Linked DNA regions of Homo sapiens: region 2 is linked to region 1. A link is a contact called in ENCODE Hi-C or POLR2A ChIA-PET data. All regions are on one chromosome and are shown on one strand. The core of a region is the stretch at or near the end of the contact, and the rest is flanking DNA. Distances in the headings are between cores, read along the strand shown.

The links. Hi-C counts contacts between places; a loop is a spot of excess contacts on that map. ChIA-PET counts read pairs that join two places held with the same protein, here RNA polymerase II (POLR2A). Pooled maps may share reads with other maps.
Region 2: a loop to region 1 is called in a map of HepG2, with 10 times the contacts of the local background. The contact joins two enhancer-like sites. A Hi-C loop is called at or near these places in 5 of 168 maps with a recorded cell type or tissue (HepG2, MCF 10A, Right ventricle myocardium inferior and 2 more), 1 of 37 single-sample maps with no recorded cell type and 7 of 50 pooled maps. POLR2A ChIA-PET finds 5 or more read pairs at or near these places in 3 of 52 experiments (AG04450, MCF 10A and OCI-LY7).

Annotation. Positions count from the first base shown.
Region 1 is chr10:95,599,699-95,602,774 of GRCh38, reverse strand. No RefSeq gene overlaps it. Among named protein-coding and RNA genes, the nearest start is that of SORBS1, 40 kb to the right of the region's middle. Within about 2 kb of position 1,479, at least 4 of the 41 ENCODE cell types and tissues checked have a DNase peak (open chromatin) inside an H3K27ac peak, as active enhancers do.
Region 2 is chr10:95,466,128-95,468,839 of GRCh38, reverse strand. The region is part of intron 2 of SORBS1 (sorbin and SH3 domain containing 1); the gene reads left to right. Among named protein-coding and RNA genes, the nearest start is that of SORBS1, 94 kb to the left of the region's middle. Within about 2 kb of position 1,424, at least 17 of the 41 ENCODE cell types and tissues checked have a DNase peak (open chromatin) inside an H3K27ac peak, as active enhancers do.

The DNA of each region.
Region 1 (3,076 bases), core at 230-2,729:
TGGACTAAATGTTTGTGCCCTTCCCAAATTCCTTCGTTGAAGTCCTACCCCTCAATGTGATGGTGTTTGGAGACGGGGCCTTTGGGAGGTAATTAGGGTTAGATGAGGTCGTGAGGGTGGGGCCCTCATGGTGGGATTGGTGCTTTCGTAAGAGATGCCACGTCTCTCAACAAACTGTTGAGTAAAAAGTAAAATAAGAGACTCTAGAGACCTTGACCTCCTGCCCTTCATGTGAGGACACAGTGAGAAGACAAAACAGTCTCCTGCAAGCTAGGAAGCAGGGCCCTCACCAGACACCGAACTGGCCAGCACCTTGATCTTGGACTTCCCAATCTCCAGACTGAAAAATAAATTTCTGTTGTTTGATCCACCTAGTCTATGATATTTTGTTATGGCAGCCCAAGCAGACAAAAACAGGAATAATTGTCTTGGAGATACCTGCATTTTAGAAAAGGAGTCCTAATATTTCAAAGAATTGGCCAGAGTGGCATAGTGGAAAGAGTATGGATTTGGAAGTCATATGACTTGCACTCCCATCTATAAATTGTAGGAATTTGCAGGATTGTTTTTTGCTGCAATGAGCCTCAATTTCCTTATTTGGAAAAAAGTAGACAGTTAATACTTACCTTGAAGACTCCTGTCAGTAAATAATCAGATAATGGACCGGACACCTAGCTCATGGAAGAAGCACCATCCAGGTTGGCCACAATTAGCCACATCTGGCATATCTGTCTTTGTATCCCCCACTGAGCCCAGCAAGGTGCAATGCACACAGATGCTCACTGAGTAGCTTTGAAACAGGCTACTTGGGCAGAGCTATAGAGATGGAGGGGGCTTTCTCTGAGATCCATGGACCATTAGGGACACTGGTATGAGGCTGGCAGTCTAAGACGATCAAGTCGTCCCTGACCCCAACTTATTTCTAAACCACTGAAGAGTGTCATTGTTCTCTCTTCCTTATGAAAGTGTCCTGTGGAGTCTCCTGTAGTAGAATTGAGTTAAATGTTACAATGTCTTTTCCACTAGCACTTCTGGCAAAAATCGATGAATAACTTCATAACTACCTTAAGGGCACCTCATTTAAGTTTGCAGATCTCTGCTATTTTACAGAACTCTGCTATTAGGGAGAATGAGATTTTAAAGCCTCATTCAGTATCCAGTGAGCACCCACTACGTGCCAGATGCTGGGGATAAGAGACATTCCCTCCACCTGATGGTCCAAACGTTGATCTGTCTGAGAATTGCTGCTCTAAATTCAGGTAATTCTTATCCTTAAGTCCCACCCTTTACAGCCTATTTTACCCTAATCCCTAGGAGAAACCCTTTGGCCAATAGGAAAACACCAAACTAGGCAGCTATGATCCCATACTGAAGGCAGGAGGAGTCACCATAACCTAAGAAAACCAACTTGCTCTTTATTCCATCTGGCCCCAGGATTCCTCTAACGCTAGAGGGCAGTCGGGTCCCATGGACCTAAGGAAGTCGGCCTGCTCTTCCTCAATGCCCAGCAAATTATCCCCTCCCGATCCTCAGGCTGCTCTCCTGGAAATGAAGTGCTGGATCAGTAAAATAACTTCCAGAGATCCTCTTCCTTACAGGGTAAGAGCACAGGCCTTTTCAGTTTAGAGGCAGAATAGGGTTTGGACCTTGATTCTAACACCTACTAGTTGTTTGACCTGGGGAAAGTGTCTTAACTTCTCTGAATTTTGATGATACGTATCCATAAATGGTTTTGCGAGAGTAAATGTAAAGCACTCAGCACGGTATTCAGCATATGGTTAACCTTTAATAACTATTGGCTGTTACTGTTTATGATTCTAAGGAATGGCTTTCTCTTAGTTTTCAACATTGCTTTTTTTTTTCCCCTTTGAGACAGGGGTCTCACTCTGTCACCCAGACTGGTCTCAAACTCAACTCCTGGACTCAAGCAATCTTTCTATCTCAGCTCCTGAATAGTTAGGATTACAAGTGCATGCCACCGCACCAGGCCCTACGTTTCTCTTTTATTTAAAGTCCAAGCATCAATTCCTAGGACATAAAGTGAGGACATTCTTAGGACAGATCTACTATGTACTAAGCACCATGTACTAAGCATCATAGTAAGGGGGCTAGATGAATTATGCATGATGCCACAATAATCTGAGTAGGGGAATTGTTACCCCTATTTTACAGGTATAGAACCTAAAGATCAGTAAATTCCCCAAGATCACACTGTAGCGGAGGAACCTGGATTTGAACCCAAGACAACAGAGCTTCAAAACTCTTCACCACCACAGGGGGCATAGCAGTAGTGTTTTCCCAGAAGCTTCTTGTACCTTATCCCAAAGGCAAGTTGTAAGGCTGAAGAAGGAGGTTGCCATAGCTACTAACTGGACCCCTTTTCACGTAATCAGATCCTCAGTCTGCCCCAGTTTTGCAAGAGGAGCTGCTTGTCTGGAAACTCTCCTCAACACCTGCCCCTGGAGGGAGCCGACTGTGTCTGAATTATTTAGAGAGTCTCTAGACACTTGATATAATGAGCAGGTGTGGATGCTTCTCTGACTTCCCCCACATGCCTTTACTTACCTCCTTTCCCCTCCCCCAAGTTGCCTATGAGGAAAAAGGAGGCATCATCCGTTTCCTCACTGTAGATGTGTCTGCCTCATCTTCATTTTTCATCCCGAAGTCTGTTTGTAAGAAGTGGACCACTTTCTTTGCAAATATCAAAAATCATATTGATTTCCATTGAAATTGGTGGTGTAAATTGACCCTAACTAGTAAATGCATAACTTGGCCAGGAGTGGTGGCTCATGCCTGTAATTCCAGCATCTTGGGAGGCCAAGGCAGGAGGATCGCTTGAGCCCAGGAGTCTGAGACCAGTCTAAACAATATAGTGAGACCCTGTATCTAATTTTTTTATATTTTTTATTTTTTTTTGAGACTGAGTCTCGCTCTCTTGCCCAGGCTGGAGTGCAGTATCACGATCTCGACTCACTGCAACATCTGCCTCCCGGGTTCAAGCGACTCTTCTGGCTCAGCCTCCTAAGTAGCTGGGACTACAGGTGCGCGCCACCATGCTCAGCTAATTTTTGTGTTT
Region 2 (2,712 bases), core at 175-2,674, 130 kb after region 1:
AACTCCACTCTGCCCTGTCCGGCCCCCAGCCTGCACCTCCTGGTTCACATTTCTTTAGGCTGAGCCTCCTTATTTCCTTCAGTCCTTCTCTATGTAATGAGGCTGAAAACATTGCTTTGTAGAAGCTCATATTTGGAGCTAGATGCGTTGCACTGAGCAATCAGTAGACAAGAGAAAATAGCACCTTAGGCAAATAAATACATTAATAATAAAAGAGTGCAGGTTCCATAAGTGGGAAAGAAAGAAAGATCATAAACACAAATTTTCATGTCTGGGTGAGTTGGGGCTGTGGAAATCTGTCATCCATTCTTTCCTAGGATCCATCCATCCTAGAAAATCTTTCTGGAGGAAGTGGGAACCATGTAAAGGACATGATGTGGCAGCTTAGCTTGTAGGGGCTGGGAAGAGGGAGAGGGAAAATTTTTCAGACAAGGGGGCACTGCTTGGGGAAGGCCTAGCAGTGAGAGTGGAAGGCAAGGGTGCTCCTTGCGTGGGTACCTTAACAAAATGGCAGTGTGGGCGGTTTGGAGAAAGGGTCACCATGGGATCTGAGGGGGCTGCTGAACTACCAGTTTTTATATCTGGGCCGTGCTGTTCCAGTGAAGTCTCTTTAGCCTAACACCTTTGTTAGAAGATGGTAAAGGGCTGGGCACGGTGGCTCACGCCTATAATACCAGCACTTTATGAGGCCGAGGCGGGTGGATCAGTTGAGGTTGGGAGTTCGCGACCAGCCAGAACAATATGGAGAAACCACATCTCTACTAAAAATACAAAATTAGCTGGGCCTGGTGGTGCATGCCTGTAATCCCAGCTACTCGGGAGGCCGAGGCAGGAGAATCGCTTGAACCAAGGAGGCGGAGGTTGTGGTGAGATGAGATCATGCCATTGCACTCCAGCCTGGGCAACAAGAGTGAAACTCTGCCTCAAAAAAAAAAAAAAAAAAAAAAAAAAAAGAAGATGGTAAAGGTTGAATTTTCTAAGAATTGATTTTGCTTCCTTTGGGAAGTTTCAGAGTATATGAATGCTCAGTTTCTCTTAAGCCCAAAGATAATTTAGAAGTCATGTTTCTGTGGAGGTTTCTTTCCCCATTGTGAGTTTAAATTTGGGGCGGCTTTTAATGCTCAATTAGAATACTTCTTATGGTTAAGTACTTTCTATTCCAAAAAACAAAAACACCTCTCAAATCCTCTGCACAAGACCTGCCTTTGAAAACATCTGGTAAAAATAACAAGTCACTTGGAAAACTGTGATTCTCAAATGGACCCCCGCCTCTTGGTTAGTGGGAAGTCACTGGGGTAAACCTTTATTTCCTGTTGCTTCCACACAGCCGGCCCTTCACGGAAATATTTCACATGTTTCCTCAGGCAGCAGGGAACCTTGAAGGGCAGACAGAGGGCTGGGGCCCCAGATAGGAACACAGTTGCTGTCTTTGCTCAATAGCGCCTCAGGGTGTGTGGAGAGCCAGCCTCTGCCTTTGAAGCTGGGCCGGCTCCCTGCCCCTAACTGCTGAAAACCCCAGCTCTCCCCAAGCCATGAGCAAGGCCCAAACTTGCCACACCTCTGGCTCTTTTTGCAAGAGAGATGTTTTAAAATAGTCTTAAATGTCAGACATATTTTTTTTCACAACATGCCTCAGACATCTCATAAATTATTCTGCAGTAAAACTTTAATAGGAATGCTTAGAAAATGAAGAGTTCTAGTCAATGGAGTTTTTGGTAACTTATACAACCGTTAACCCCAAATCACCCTACTTTTTCTACCCCAGAACTCATTGAAGAAAATAATTTAAAAATAGAGATGATTTTTCTGAACCCATGTTAGAGGCTGTCTTTGATGACTGAGGTCTTATGTTTCTTCATAATGCCATATGTTAGTTTGAACAACGTGATATTCCAATATTTGACTATTTTTTACTTTAAAAAGTTAATTTGAGATGGTTCAGTCTGATAATATGTAGGAAGTATAGGAGTTGGAGTTCAGTGTTTTCTGACCAGAATACACCGATAAAGTTGATTATTTTTTCTTAGAAAAAAAAAAAAAAAAGAAATCTGCGATATCCACCTTTCTTGCCATTTGCTTCCTTCTCTTGAATATGGGTAATTAAAGATTCTGGTTGCAGAATTTGCATGGTTGCTCAAGCTGTGTCTGCTGTCACATTGGCTCCACATTGGGGCTCTTACAAATATGTGTCACATCTATAGCTGTAGATCTAACGAGCTCTCTTTCGTGTGCACATGCTTCTGTACATGAGCCTGTGAGCCCTCCTTCCTTTTGTGGTTTTTCAGTGTTGTGGCTTAGATTTATTTCTATTTATAATGCTTACTGTCTTGATTTATTCAGTTACTAGTTCCTGAAAAGTTGGAATTTGGGAAGTTTTTTCTTTTTCTTTTTTTTTTTTTGGAGATGGAGTCTTGCTCTGTCGCCAGGCTGGAGTACAGTGGCGTGATCTTGGCTCACTGCAACCTCCACCTCCCGGGTTCAAGTGATTCTCCTGCCCCAGCCTCCTGAGTAGCTGGGATTACAGGCGCCTGCCACTACAGCCAGCTAATTTTTTGTATTTTTAGTAGAGACGGGGTTTCACCATGTTGGCCAGGCTGGTCTCGAACTCCTGACGTCGTGATTAGCCCACCTCGGCCTCCCAGTGTGCTGGGATTACAGGCGTGAGCCGCTGTGCCCGGCCAGAATTTTTTTTTTTTTCGAGTCTTGCACTGT